Regions from separate parts of the Homo sapiens genome. Here all the other regions are linked to region 1. A link is a loop called in an ENCODE intact Hi-C map of the cell type or tissue named here. Cell type or tissue: endothelial cell of umbilical vein. All regions are shown on one strand.

Evidence for each region. A loop is a pair of places that touch in the nucleus more often than their neighbours do. Peaks named below come from ENCODE experiments on the same cell type or tissue, not always from the same donor. Only the 100,000 strongest peaks of a DNase experiment are listed, where the experiment ranks them.
Region 2: a loop joins it to region 1, with 6 times the contacts of the local background. A loop is called at or near these places in 2 of 110 quality-filtered maps.
Region 3: it touches region 1 in a loop (6-fold over the local background); 3 of 110 quality-filtered maps call a loop at or near these places.

The regions. Positions count from the first base shown.
Region 1 is chr5:37,550,883-37,555,882 of GRCh38, forward strand. The region is part of intron 9 of WDR70 (WD repeat domain 70); the gene reads left to right. Among named protein-coding and RNA genes, the nearest start is that of WDR70, 170 kb to the left of the region's middle. RefSeq lists an enhancer at 2,305-2,599 and a silencer at 2,305-2,599. In endothelial cell of umbilical vein, a CTCF peak has its summit at 4,248 (motif pointing left); DNase peaks (open chromatin) are centred at 1,629, 2,469 and 3,399; H3K4me3 peaks cover 232 bases; H3K27ac peaks cover 2,214 bases.
Region 2 is chr5:37,735,602-37,740,601 of GRCh38, forward strand. All of the region lies in intron 17 of WDR70 (WD repeat domain 70), which reads left to right. Among named protein-coding and RNA genes, the nearest start is that of GDNF-AS1, 100 kb to the right of the region's middle. In endothelial cell of umbilical vein, no CTCF peak of the experiment used is centred here; DNase peaks (open chromatin) are centred at 2,240 and 2,660; H3K27ac peaks cover 274 bases.
Region 3 is chr5:37,719,477-37,724,476 of GRCh38, forward strand. WDR70 (WD repeat domain 70) reads left to right here. Exons shown (of 18, transcript NM_018034.4): 14 at 1,639-1,739; 15 at 3,379-3,458. Among named protein-coding and RNA genes, the nearest start is that of GDNF-AS1, 120 kb to the right of the region's middle. RefSeq lists an enhancer at 4,556-5,000. In endothelial cell of umbilical vein, a CTCF peak has its summit at 4,141; a DNase peak (open chromatin) is centred at 2,225; H3K27ac peaks cover 2,004 bases.

The DNA of each region.
Region 1 (5,000 bases):
CTGTTGTATGTTTTTTTGGTTTGAGGTTACTATGAGGCTTGCAGATACTATCTTGTAACCCATTATTTTAAGATGATAGCAGCTTAACGTTATTTGCATAAACAAATCAACAAACAAGCAAAAGAAAACTAGTGAAGACTGGCTGGGTGCAGTGGCTCACGCCTGTAATCCCAGCACTTTGGGAGGCGAGGCAGGTGGATCACCTGAGGTCAGGAGTTCAAGACCAGCCTGACCAACATGGAGAAACCCCATCTCTACTAAAAATACAAAAAATTAGCCAGGCATGGTGGCACATGCCTGTAGTCCCAGCTGCTCAGGAGGCCGAGGCAGGAGAATCACTTGAACCCGGGAGGCAGAGGTTGCGGTGAGCTGAGATTACACCATTGCACTCCAGCCTGGGCAACAGGAGTAAAACTTTGTTCCCCCCCTCCGCAAAAAAAAAATTACAACAACAAAAAAAACTAGTGAAGACTGTGCCTTAACATAGTCCCCTAGCTTTTTAACTTTTTGTTATTACTATTTATGTCTTATTGTGCTGTCTGTGTCTTGAAAAAGTTATTATTTTAGCTGGGCATGGTGGCTCACACCTCTAATCCTGGCACTTTGGGAGGCCGAGGCAGGTGGATCACGAGGTCAGGAGTTCAAGACCAGCCTTGCCAACATGGTGAAACCCTGTCTCTACTAAAAATACAAAAAATTAGCTGGGTGTGGTGGCACATGCCTTAGTCCTAGCTACTTGGGAGGCTGAGGCAGGAGAATCGCTCGAACCCAGGAGATGGAGGTTGCAGTGAGCTGAGACTGTGCCATTGCACTCCAGCCTGGGTGAGAAAGTGAGACTCTTTCTCAAAAAAAAAAAAAAATTATTTTTTATTGTTTCATTGTTTAGTTTTTTTTTTTTTTTTTTTTTTGAGACGGAGTCTCACTCTGTCGCCCAGGCTACAGTGCAGTGGTGCAATCTCGCTCACTGCAAACTCTGCCTCCCGGGTTCAAGTGATTCACCTGCCTCAGCCTCCCGAGTAGTTGGAATTACAGGCGCCCACCACCATGCCCGGCTAATTTTTGTATTTTCAGTAGAGATGGGGTTTCACCATGTTGGCCAGGCTGGTTTCGAACTCCTGACCTCAGGCATTCCAGCTGCTTCGACCTCCCAAAGTGCTGGTATTACAGGCATGAGCTACTGCACCCAGCCGAGCTCCATATTTTTTTTTATGTCAACCAGATAATTTATAAGATAAATATTTGTACAACTTTGTAGGTTTGTTGCAAGCTTTAAATGTGATGATGTATAGAGGGCACAGTACTTAGCACATAGTAGATACTTAATATATTTACTTCCATTCTGTTTTTTGTTTCCTTCAACCAGATGCATTTTAAATACAAAAGGCCAAGTTTGCTATTACTATCGCGCAAAGCTTGAAACATAAATTCAACATCTATCATCTACTCCTTGTCTAAGCTTAGGCAACGTATTTGTCCTTTCTGAACCAGTGTCTTTATCTGTAAAATAAGACTTAGACTACATTAATTTAATCCTGACCTTTAAAGAAATACCAGTTATCTATGTTAAGAAGAATTTTTAAACTACAAAGAAGCAAGCCAGTGGTAAACTTTCATTAGGAAGGACTTTGATTAGCAAGAGGAGTGAAAGCAGTGGATAGCATAAAAGTAGTTACCAAGAATGGTTACCTTTTGTTTGAGTGCAGGAATAAGAGGCAAAAAAGGGGTCCCACAGAAGTGAAACAGATGATAAGATGATAGATACAGGTTTGCATTTAGAGTGCCCTTTCTCCATTTGCCAGAGCTGAAAATTTTTCTTCAGTTAAACTCCACAAACATTTTTTAAAAATATCTACTATTTTGGGTCGTTCGCTACATTTGGCACCAGCCTTGAGCTGAATGCACAGAGATAAAAACAACATGGTCCTTACTCTCCAGGGTGCTTTCCTGTCTCCTGTGATCATTGACACTCATAATGCTAAGTTACAGCAATAGGATGGAAGTGGCTCATTCTGGATTGTTTCTTCAGAGTAACAAGAAGCCCTAATTGTCAAGAGACACAGATTCTATAGTCCAAGAGCAGAGTTTTCCTGTAGGTACTTTTCAGCCTGCAAGTTAGCTCAGACTCGCCTGAGAAAGTTCTCTGCAGATAAGAGGGTGCTTGAATCTTCAGTAAGTCCTATTGTCAATTTCTGGATCTTTTCTTACTTCAAAATAACCTCAGCCCCTGCTTTAATAAAAAGGACTTTAAGCCAACAGAGTAAACTTGATAGTTGGTGTGGGGGAAGAAAATAGCCCTTTCTTTATGAGTGTTGTGATCCGGGAGCTTTATATACCCTAACTTAATCTTCAAGGCATTGGTTGAAAGAAGGAAGTGACTTGCTATGTTACACATTTATTTAGGGGTGGAGTTAGGGATTGGAACTCACGTCTGGCTCCGTTATACCACATTCCTTCTCTGGCCTTCTTATCTTAAGCCCACAACCATCTGTATCCTGTTCAGAATGGATAGTTGTGTACTAAAGGCTGATCCTGTGGTAGTGCGGTGCTTTTTCAAACTGAATGTTAAGATTTTTTTGGCATCATGACCAACATTTTCTACAAAATAAAATAGAGTAGAAATTGTCAGTGTGTGTCGCAAGCAGTACTGTTTCCTGAAGTTTTTGTTTCAGGTGTGTATGTGTCTGTGCGTGCGCATGTGTGCTTGTGCATGTGCTGAGGCTGTGTAAAATGTATCTTCTATGTGCAAATCACCACCTTTATTGAGTGTGGTACGCAGTCACAAGTTCATTATTGTGTCTTTTCTCCAGATTTTGAAAACATTCTATATTTCTTTTAGCTGCAAGGAAATATAATGTAGTAGTTCTGAGGACAGGCTCTGGAGCCAGAATATCTAGGTTTGAATCCAGGCTCTGCCATTTACTAAGTGTGTGACTTTTGGCAAGTTATTTAATGTCTCCATGCCTCTATTTTGTCTTCTGTAAAATGGGATTGTGCGAGCATTAATTGAGTTCATGTACTTAAAGTGCTAAGAATAGTGTCATCACATGGTAGCACTCCATAAAAGTTAGTTGCTATTATTATTGTTAGTATTATTGAAAGGTTTATAAACATCTGTCTTAGAGGGATTATGGAATATTGTTTTAACAACAGCCTTCCACAGAGACAGTTGATCCATTTGGTTAATTAATTTGTTGCAAACTTTGCCATTGATTTAGTGCAATACTCCTTTTTTTTTTTTTTTTTTAAGTACGCTCAGGTTGTTTGTACTTAGCCAGCATTACCAAAGACAGCTACTAAGTCATGTATCTGTTAAGAGCTATTGTGGAAAATTGTGAGCCTGTCTCTGCTAGGTCTTGGCCTATAAAGAACTGGCTGGCTTTATAGGCTGATGTAATCTTGGTCATAGGCCAGCATTGCTGGCTCATAAAATATATGTGTATGTGCTGGCCTACTGTCTTACAGAGGGCTAAATAAGCATTATACTTAGGTCTGCCTGACTCAAGTTCTGTGAGATTTGGAGGAAGATGTTGCTTGGATGATCAGGGGAGGCTTCACAATGGAAATAATGTTTTAGATTGAGGTTGAAAGATGAATGGAAGTCCAGGAAAGTAGCTAAATGAAAATAATTCCAGGCATCAGTAAGATTTCATACCCAGCTGTAAATCCCAGAAGCCTTAAAGTGGTCAAAGCAAGGCAGAAATAAGCAGAAGCAGTGAACAGAATAAACTGTAGGCTGTTACCTTTTAGGCTAACAGACACACACACACACATACTCACACACGCATGCACCTGCACGCACACACACACACACACACACACACACATTTTAAATAGACAGGGTATTGCTATGTTACCCAGGCTGGAGCGCAGTGGTTATTCACAGGTGTAATCATAGTGCACTACAGCCTCAAACTCCTGGGCTTACATGACCCTCCTGCCTCAGCCTCTCGAGTATTGGGACTACAGTTATGTGCCTCTGTGTCTTAGTTACAGATTTTTACAGGAACTTAATGGAGGAAATAAAGGTTAAATATATGGTTTAAATATGTATTAGGGAATTATTTACATTTCTTTAAATTATGTTTCTTATGTAGCCAGCCATCTCTTAGAGTGAATAGTTAGCTACATTTTATTATGATTATTGATAACATGTTCTACTGTTTATAGAATTGTGTTGTGTACCTTACCTCTTCCTTTATTTAGGCCTTAGCTCCCATGAGAAGGCACCACCTAATGGCAGCTGCTAGAATTGTAGGCAACAAATGCATTGGAAAATTCACAGAAAAAATTGACAGGAAAAGCCCAACCAGTTCACAGCATAATTAGTATAACGTAGTGATATGAGGCAGTCTTTTTTCCTAGACTCTTAAAACACTTATTAATGATGTTTATTATTTATGATTTATAAGCATTAAATGAATTCTATCTTATCCCCACTTCCAACACAACATTCTCATAAACATTAAAAGAGATGAAGTTCTCAAATGCTTAGATTGATGAATGAATTTCTTAAGGTTATGAGGTAATAAGTCTATGATTTTTTTTCTGGTGCCCTTTGTATTTCCTTATATCTAAAAGCAGTATAACAACATTGCAGAAATCTTGGGCAGTTTAGTGAGGCAAGATCTCACCCCTGATTCCCATGCTCTAATAGTTCAGAACTAGTAATGTTTTGAGAGGAGGAAATATCTTAGAATGTTTTTACATGTACTTGAGCATGCTATAAGTATAGTTTACCTAAAACTTCACCTTTTCCCGCTTAACCTTATGCCAGAAGCCCCTTTCCCTGCTGTGATATAGTTCTTACTTGTGGTATAATGTTCAGTTTTTTTTGTTTTGTTTTGTTTTGTTTTTGAGATGGAGTCTTGCTCTGTTGCCCAGGCTGTAGTGCAGTAGCGTGATCTTGGCTCACTGCAACCTCCACCTCCTGGGTTCAAGCAATTCTCCTGCCTCAGCGTCCCGAGTAGCTGGGACTACAGGCATATGCCAACACGCCTGAC
Region 2 (5,000 bases), 180 kb after region 1:
ACTGTCTGTCTGTGGCATGTAATTTGTTAGCTAGGATTGCAGTGCTATTTCTCCTGTGTTCACCTGCTAGAGTATACTGTTTACTGCCAAGTAGCAAAGTATTTGAAAGGAAGCTAATATTTAAAAGGATCTTTTCGTAAAGGTCACTGTAATTGAGAATGTGTGTCTGGTTGGTTTTTTTTCTTCACTGCAATTGACTTCTGTCAGTGATGAAATGAAGATTTATTTACCATATCTCGCTTTATCACAGAAAAGCACAATTAGACATTCCACAAATGTGCCTGCCTACACATGACATACACTCACCAATATCCACTGGTGATGATAACAAAGAGTCTTTAAAGAGTTTACATTTATAGATTATTTAAGTTTCATTCCTGGCCCTAGCAATGTAACAGCCATGAAAATTTTCAAACACAGCAGGATCACAGAGGACTCTTGTTCAGCTACACATAGGCAGATTCAGTTTCAGTTTCTTGTAAGAAGATGCTGCTGGAGGGAGAGAAAAGGAGCTGGCTGGGGAATGGGCAGGATGTAGATCCAGAAAGCTATTAGCTTACACATCAGACAAGGATAGATGTGTGTGGGAGCCTGGACCCTGGCCAGCAGCCTGACAGAATGACAGCTCTGTCAACCACGTCACTTTTCTTGCCAGATAGGCTGCCATTATTTGCTGGTTCGGTCAACTTAATTTTCAGTGTGCATATCTTGTCTGATATTGGATATATGAATATGTGTGTATGTATGTGTTAAAATATCATTCCCACCTATAAAGGATCCATTTAAAGTCATGTTGAGTTGTAGGCAATATTTAAAGAAGCCACTCTGTGAGCAAGTGAAGGTTTATGTGTTATTTGTGTCAGGAAGAATCATAAATGCACAGAGAGAAAATATATTTTTTCCAGAGTTATATTTAGGTGACTAATTGTCACTCTCCACTGTATTCCTGTGTAGAAGCCAATGTTTCTGAAAGTGGTTTTGTGAACTGCCTGCATCAGAGCGGTGTATGTAGTTTTTTTTTTTTTTCTTTTTTTTTTGCGGTGGGGGGGTTGTTTAAAAATGCAGATTTCTGGACTCCATCCTAAACCAACTCAAGGGGGCTTTGTGGGATTAGGGGTGGGAATCTGAATATTAAGAGGTGCCCTGGGTGATTGTTTTGCACACTTATGTTTGGTAATAGTAAAAAGTAATTATGGAAAACAACAAATTATTCTGTAATAGTACAAAAGTAATTATGAAAACAAGCAACAAATTATTCTTTAATAGTACAAAAGTAATTATGAAAACAAGCAACAAATTATTCTCCCTTAAGAAAATTCAAATTTACTGACTAGATTATTTCAATTATAGAAATTCATAGTGAAGAAATATTATTTGCTTAATAAAATTATTTCCTTTAAAAAGTAGCAAGCTGCTATATTGTGTTTAACATAAAAATTAATTTACCAAATATATTCTACATACTGCTTTTGGGAAATACATCTATTATATGAAGTGAGGAACACCTGATATCCAAAGCAAGGTATATAATAATAATGATACTTTTATTTTACTTATACTATGCCAGGCTTGTTTTAAAACTTTATATATATTATTAATTTAATCCTCACAGCAGCCCTGTGAGGCAAGTGTTATTATTGTCCCCATTTTACCGATAAGGAGATTGAGGCTTATAATTTGACCAAAGCCACAGAGGTAGCAGGTGGCAAAACTGGGATTTGAATGCAAGCATTCTGGCTTCAGAATCAAGCCTATAACTGTAACTAAGTACAGTGTACTGCTTTTCATCATAAAGCAACTGGTAGTAGTTATTAGAAAACTTGAGTAATAGTAAAGCTAAAAGATCATTGTATGAGCCAGCATGGTGTAACAGAGGGAACACTGGACTAAGAATCAGAAGTCCTGAGATTTAGCTTCAGCTCCGCCACCCCCTGGCGAGTTACCTTCACTGAGGCTGTTTTCCTGATCCATGAAGTTGGGCAGGGCTACACCAATGCCAAGCTTTCGTGCATGTTTTTTAATAGAAATTGTGGCACACAGTTATATATCTTATAAATGGGAACTTATTAAGAGAGTGCTTTGGTGATACCTGGGCTGTCTCAAGCCTGTGTGTTCTTCAAAGATTTTGTCTTTGTAACTTGTTTATCCATTTGGTGATAAGGTAGCTAATGGCAATTTTGTAGAATTCTGTTTCTCTTTTCCTGTCTCTTTCTTTGTTTCCTATTTTCACAGTTTCCGTAGGTCTCATGTATGTTCTTTTTTCCATCTTCACAGTCTTTGAACTCTCACACATAGCATAATGAGTCAGTATACCCTATTTATGAGCCTGAGATGTGTTTATTTTCTAAAATATTATATGTTCATTTCCTGAAGAAAATAGAAAATGCTTTATCTAGAAACATCTTGTTGCCTAGTGTGCCTAATATTTAAAAAAAAAAAAAACAAACAAAAAAACAACAACTTCGATTAGCTCTTCACCAAAAAAAGGAATCATTTCAAGTGGAATTTTTTGGTCAAGGCTTTTATTTAATCTTAATAATTCTGCAATTGTGATGACTGTGTCAGAGTTCATCTGGGCCATATTCATTCTAACAGGGTTAACAAGTGTGTCAGATTGAAAGTCATGGCTATAATTGACTTTGGCTTTGAGGTTTTCCTTCATAATAAACAATGGGCCCTGAGCCAAAAAAGCTTGTGGTTTATACTCATGTGCTGATGACTAAGTAATGCAAGTGATTTCGCCTCATACTTGCTCTGTTACCCTGGAGCTCACTTTATGCTTTTTGAAGGAATCATATCAGAGGAACATCCATAATTAAAAAGAATTTGACCTGTGGACTTTCCACTGCAGCTGAAAACATTTTGTTACAGTGAAGACGACTTCACTCTGGCCTGAGTGCTAGAGAAGGGCCGTGTAGAAGACATAGGTCAAAGCTTAATCAGAAGAGAAAGGACAGTCCTGTAATACTTTGAATCTCTCACACAAACAATGCACCCCAAAAATGCCCTTTTAGAAGATTGCAGAGGGACTCTTTATTCATTACTGGCTGCTCTACACAAAATTCCTCTGGATGGAAGCACTGAAGGTGGGACTTGCTTTCTGTTGAGTTTCTGTTATTTTTCTGTAGCATACAGTTGCTGGAAAAGACTCACTTTGTAAAAATAATCTTGAGAATCAGTTTTCCAAAAAGTATCAAGGGGAAATTTAATCAGCACAAAGTATCAGCTATCCAGAATTTATAGATTTGAGAAAGACATTTGCTTAAGCTTTTCTGTTTGCTTTATGAAATCATATTAACTATTAGCAAATGCAGAGTTACCGAAGCTAAAGCAAAATAAAACAAAAAACCTTTTAGCCTTCCCTTGTTTGCTTATTTAATGATTGGCAGCAATGACCACGTTGATGTCTAATCTGCTCTCCTTTTCTTGGTAACTCTAGTAAACAAGTTGACATTTATAATCAAGTGGAAAATGTTTACTCTTCCCCAGATGAGTTACTCAAACTGGAAAATGCAAGGTTCACATCAGCCCTCTGTAAGTTTAGGTTTTTAAATTAGTCGTCAGAAACATGGGTAAGTGTGGGCCATAAACCAGTATATGGAATAGTCTGGTTAAAGCTGACTTCGTTAAGGTAGATACTTCACTCATTCTCCAGTGAGGCTTGCTAGATCCCCATTAACCTGTTGTACACCCACAGTAATTATATATTTGGCTGAATGGAATGTTCCCCTTACCTACTTTTCCTTCGAGTCAATCCCTTTATAGGCTTTTGCTTTTGTTTTGGGCAAGGGAGATAATCTGCCATGAGGCAGTAAGCTTGAGTTGATAATTTCTTGTCTCTTGAGAAATGAGGTATAAAATTCTGAAAGAATTGTTAGCTAGAAGACACAGAATGGGTAGGTGACAGAATTGCTTTCTGGAAGTGGTGGAGTATATTTCTTGCAATTTGTTTGTGTATTTCTTATGTTGCTGTCATGTTTTTAGTGTCTATTTGATTTGTTGGGTTCTACTCTTCCTTGTGGAAGCACCCAACAGAATATTTCTTTTTCATATATATATATACTTTAAGTTCTGGGATACATGTGCAGAACATACAGGTTTGTTACATAGGTATACACGTGCCATGGTGGTTTGCTGTACCCATCAACCTGTCATCTACAATAGGTATTTCTCCTAATGCTATCCCTCCCCCAGCCCCCCATACCCCGACTGGCCCTGGTGTGTGATGTTCCCCTCCCTGTGTCCATGTGTTCTCATTCCAACAGAATATTTCTTAACATCAGTGTACAAATTCCATTTCTTCAAGCAGCCCAGAAAGGAAACCATTTTTGTGGCCAGTGACGATGTAAAATAGAGGGTTTGTTGGTTGTTATTGTTTTTATTTGTTTCCTGTTAGCTTTAAAAGTGGGAATTTGTGGACCAGCTTTTAAGTGTTTTCAAATCCATTAACATTTTATCTCTTTGTATCTGTCGTTTTACTTTTGCTTGATGTTGTTGATTTATTTTTATAGTAGTTTTCTGTGCCAAGGGCAAATTAGACCATCCCCCAGGGAAGAAATCTCCTGGTTCTAGTCCTAACATTGCTAGAGGTTGCCTAATCATCTGTTCCTCATTGTTTTGATAAAGTGGTGACTAAAGAAATCCATTTAAAATGTCCTAGATAGCTCTGAATTGAGTTTTTAAAATATTTCTCATATGTGGATTTCTAAACGTTTTCAAAAGAATAACTGCTGGAAATAAATTCAAAGATAAAAATTGCCAAAAAGAAAGAATAGCTACAATGTTTAAAGCTATGATTCTCTCACTATGCTCCTACAAAACACTGGTGTTCCTTAGGCTTGGTAGAGATGTTCAGTGTGCTAAAGTTGAATACTCTTTTTTTGAAGAACCTAGTCTTTATTCAGCAAACAACACACAGCTCTTATTAAAGGTTCTGAATTATGCTGTAAGAATGTTGGTTTTGAGGGCAGGATGGATTGGAATGAGAGAAAATTCCTTCT
Region 3 (5,000 bases), 170 kb after region 1:
GGCACCATAGATTTGAGAAAAATTGTGGAAAGCAAGCCTAAAGTTGTGAAAACCTGCCCCTTTAACTTAATTTTCCCCCCAGCTGATGGGGAAAACACAGCCATTCTGATTTGATTTTCTCTGTACAATATCCCATTCCTCTTCAGTGGTACATAGGTTAAGAACCACTCTTCTAGAGTAAGTCTGTTAAATCAGATATGAATTAAATAAAAGTCTTGTAGACTCTTTTCAGCTTTCTCCTTAGTTCCTCTGGAATCTCAGGTAAGGGTTTGCAGCCATTTACCTATTTTTTTTTGGCCTATTTTTTTGCCATTCACATGGGAGTCAGAATTTTTATTTCTTTGTTTTTTTCTTTCTTTCTTTCTTTCTTTTTTTTTTTTTTAAGAGACAGAGTCTCACTCTGTCACCCAGGCTGGAATGCAGTGGCACAATCATAGCTCACTGAAGCCTCAAACTCCTAGGCTCAAGCAATCTTCCTGCCTCAGCCTCCTGAGTAGCTCGGACTACAGGCGCGTGCCACCATGCCCAGCTGGGAATCAATGTTCTATCAAAAAGGATCTGAGAGATTTCAAGATATTCTGTCTTAACAAAAGAGTGGAATGAGTAGAGACAAGGAACCAAAGAAATTCAGCCCAAAGTAGATTTAGGAGACGTAGTCATGATTTTCATTTTACCACTAGAACTATAAAATGCTAATATCTAATCATACCCTTTTCCCCTTTAGTCCCTATATATAGTTTGACAAGTGATAGATTATTAATAAACATTGAATTAATGCTTCCACTCATATCTTGTTCTATCAGAGTGAGTTCTATAGAACCTAGTACATGGGGTTTCTGTTTACTAACATTAGCTTCATCTTTTTTCCCTTTAATTCTGTCCACGCTATCCCTCCCACCTCTGCCCTCTTACCACAGACAAAAATTAAAAACAGGTTATAGTTCTCACTGAGAACTTGTGGTTCTTTTCAGCCCCAGAGCACCACTTATTTTCCTTACCAGTAATGAATTCATAGGATCATAACTTCCAGTGAACCTTCTCTTAAACAGCTTTTCATTTAGGTTAATGTCAAGTCTTTGTATTCTGTATCTCTGTTTTACTTCTGCTGTTGTCCTGCTGTTTTATCTCATAGATAGGGAGACATTATTAAATGCCTACAAATGTGCATTGTTTCTGAAAAAGCTTTATGAGATTTGGATCTTTGTGAACTAAAAACAATAACCACCTGGTCTCAATCTGCTGTCCAGAGGGACATATTGTATGTGTGTAAGAGCATGAAATTCGCTTCAGTGGTAAGTGTAACTGAGTTATGTGGATTTAGCATTCCATGATGCCAGCCTCACGTGGTAATGGACCTGGGAAACCTAATTTTGTGGTTTCAGGGCTGTCCAGAAAGGGAGATAATGTCAGGAAGAGAACATCTTTTTTATTTTTATGGAGTATCACCCAGATAATAAGTGATGGAATGGAATTTTACTTCAGGAACACAACTTTATGGTTTAAAAGAAAATGTCTGAAAGTTAGAGGTAAACCATCAGGATGATATTTGATATAGTAGACTAGCCATCAAAGTACCAGCAGGATTGTTTCCATTTTTATCTGGCCTCTTTAGTCAACCACTGCGCTTTTCCTTTGCAGAGTGTTGTTCGCTGCCTGTGGCATCCAAAGCTGAACCAGATCATGGTTGGAACTGGAAATGGATTGGCTAAAGTCTATTACGACCCCAACAAGAGTCAGAGGTATTTCATAAGTATTGCCTGTTTTAGATGGATGACAACAACTGGGGGGAGGGATTTCCCTCCCACCCCCGCTTTTATTTATTTCCCACTTTGATGGAGATCCACCCATTTAGAAAATGCAGCTGGAACAAAGTAAAGCCTCAAACTCCTGGTATTGTGCTTTAAAAAGGATTTGAATATTGCCCTTGATCCACACTGAATTCAAAGCGAAAGTTTCCTGGGAATTTGCAGTTGTTTAGCTGAAATGTTGAGTGCAAGGGGGAAAAACGTTCTGCCCACTTTGCATACCACCCTGGACAGAGGCATTAGCAGTGATACATGTAAGAGATTTAACAAAGCAGGGAACTAACCACTTACAGGAAATGGAATCAGCTTGTCCATTTTGCTTCTTTCTTTTTTGGCTTCTAGCAGTTTGGATGTTTGGCAAGATTATTCTCTGTCCGCAGAAAGGGACAGCACAGATACGTTTCCCCTCCACCCCCATGCCCACCCAAGTTTCAAACTTAAGCATACCACTGTATTTCAAAAGTCTGAAAACGTAACTAGAGGTTCAGTCATTTCCTCAGTTATTTCCGTTTTGCTTAGGCACAAAGATGGATATGTGTCATCACCCAGAAAAGATGGTTTTGTTTCTCTCTCTTAAAGTACAGTGACTGATAAGCTTTCTTTAGAGTAAGACTTGGTTAACTAGCATTAAAATTCACATGTGAAATTTACTGGGGTCCCATATAAACCTGTTTTAAGGTCCCACATCCTTTGAGGAAAGGAAAGCCAGCCTCTATTAATGAATATTCATTGGCCATAATTTTGCTCTGAATAGAAGCAGACAGCCCCATCTTCCTTCAGAGCTTCCTGGACTAGAGTTGGAATCCTGGCCTTATACAATAAAGTATATTTATGGTATTTGAAAACAAATAGGATTTTATTTGTTTTTTAAAAAAGAAATTAAAAATGCTAATGTACTTAGGATGGGAGTCTGTTTCACTTGAGAAAATGATGAGCCTCATTTGATAGCACCCATTTAGAAGGCACTTTCTGTGGAAGCTTTGCTTTAAGAAATTTACTTATTTGTATTTGCTTCTCTTGAAAAGGATAACTCTGTACTACTAAGGAGAAGTGCAATGTTCTAAGCACATTTTTGGTTAATCCCACACATTCTTGGGCCATAGCCCCTCGGCAACACTGCCAAGCCAACTCAGTTCCAGACACTTGTACTCTTGTATTTGAAAAGTGGACATATGCCATTTGGGGTGTAGACCACCCAGGTTGCTTTAGTCTGAGACATAAACTAAAATTTTAACCCTGTGACCTTTAGAGTGAAAAGGTTGGGTAATTTTATTATTTAAGATCTTAAAATTTCACATTATTCCTATAGGTTTTGTAAACTTGTGTCCTGTTGCCCTGTTACCTCTCCAACCCTCTTGCTTGTTAATAACCACTGACTGACAGACTTGCTTTTCCATAAGTTTAAGCTTTTATCACTGAGAGCCCATCTGTTGCCATCCCTCAGAAAGTCAAGTACTTGTGTAGATGGAGTGCATGCACAGAGTATGTTCCTGAAAGTATCTCATGTTTTCAACATGAAATTTTCTGTTTCTAAGACCAAGTAAAGAAAATAATTTGCTTTTACACCCGTTAGGGGAGCAAAATTATGTGTGGTTAAAACCCAGCGGAAGGCAAAACAAGCTGAGACTCTAACTCAGGACTACATCATCACCCGTAAGTCGTTAACATGCCTCTCAATCATGCATCTCTCTTCTACTCTCATGTGGTTTTGATTGCATAGCTTTAGAGACAGAGAAAGCCCTCAGAATTCAGGCATATATTACAAAATTGCCCATTCATGTGGATAGGACTACGAGTCATGTAACAGCTAACCTCTGTGGCTTCTGTGACTCATCACAGGGACAGGGTTATTTCATGCAGCTTTCAACCCAAAAGGGAAAAGCCTGTTCGAGTCCAATACATTACTTTATAGCAGTTTTTTCAAGAGTAACAGTCTATTCCAAGTGTGAACAAGAAAGAGTGCTGGTCTTGGAATCAGGAGGCCTGGGTTTGTCCAGTTCCACCACTGAGTGGCAATGTGATGTTGAACAACTTAACTTTTAATCAGGGAAGTGTGGCGACCAGAGGAAGGGTCTCTTCCAGCTTTCTCTGAAATTCTATGACCATGTGCTAGACTGATCCACAGGAATTTGTATATAAAATTAACTACCTGGGGTATGAGTAGAAAGCTTACTAGGGCAGAGTGGTTTCTCTCACGTATGTCACACAACCTCATTAATCTGGCAGATGTGTGTTCCCAGAGCCACAATCTCAAACCTGCAACAGGTGACAGCTAGGAAAGAAATAATGGATGCTACAGCGATTATCATTAGTGGATGGCCCTGTGGACTTTATCAGTGACTCAGTCTGGAGCCCAGGGGGCGCTGTACTGCTGGGTTTTCTCACTGGTGGTGGGTCTCATATGAGACCAAGTCCCTTGGAGCTTATGACCAGTAAAGAGATCCCATGACACTTTTTGCAAGAGTAGAAGTGTTAAAGTCAGTGTCATAACTAGTCTAGCTCATGTAATTACATGCGGCCTACTTAAATTCCTCCAGTCGTTTGAAGTGAAAAGCTATTTTCCCCCTCCTAAAAATACTGTTGTGTTGTGTTGCCCAACTGAGTGACGGGTGGCTATGTTTCTCAGCTCCCCTGACTCAAGGCAGGCATGTTTTACTGGTGAGTGATATGGTCTGGCCTCAGTTGGCAGTATAGGTAGAAGGTAGGAGGGGATACTGGAAGAGGTTTTGAGGTGTTATAGACATTTTATTGATATTATAAATTCCCTTTAACCTTTCCCTTCCTTCCCCTGGTCCCCCGGGAAAAGTTTCTTTTAAAGGGGGTTTAATCTGCACGTAAGAGTCAAAAGAAACTGCTAGTACTTTTCTGGGGCAAAAAAAGGGAGTTATTTAATACTTCCCCTAATAACTCTTTCCTTTTCCCCTAGAATATTATACTGTTTTCCTTTTTAAATTCTTATAATCTTTTATATTCTGAAATTTAATTTTGACATTGAGTAAACAGTAACAGCAATTGAACGCATATTACTTTGGTTTTTATTTTCTTATTTTGCTACCATATAGCAGGAGGGATAAGGCCCCATTAAGTCCCCATGCCAAGAGATTTAGGCACCTCTTGCATTCATGGCAACCTTTATCCCAGTTTCAGTGGGATAAGTGTTCCTCCCTTCCGGTTACTCAGTGTTGTCAACTCCTC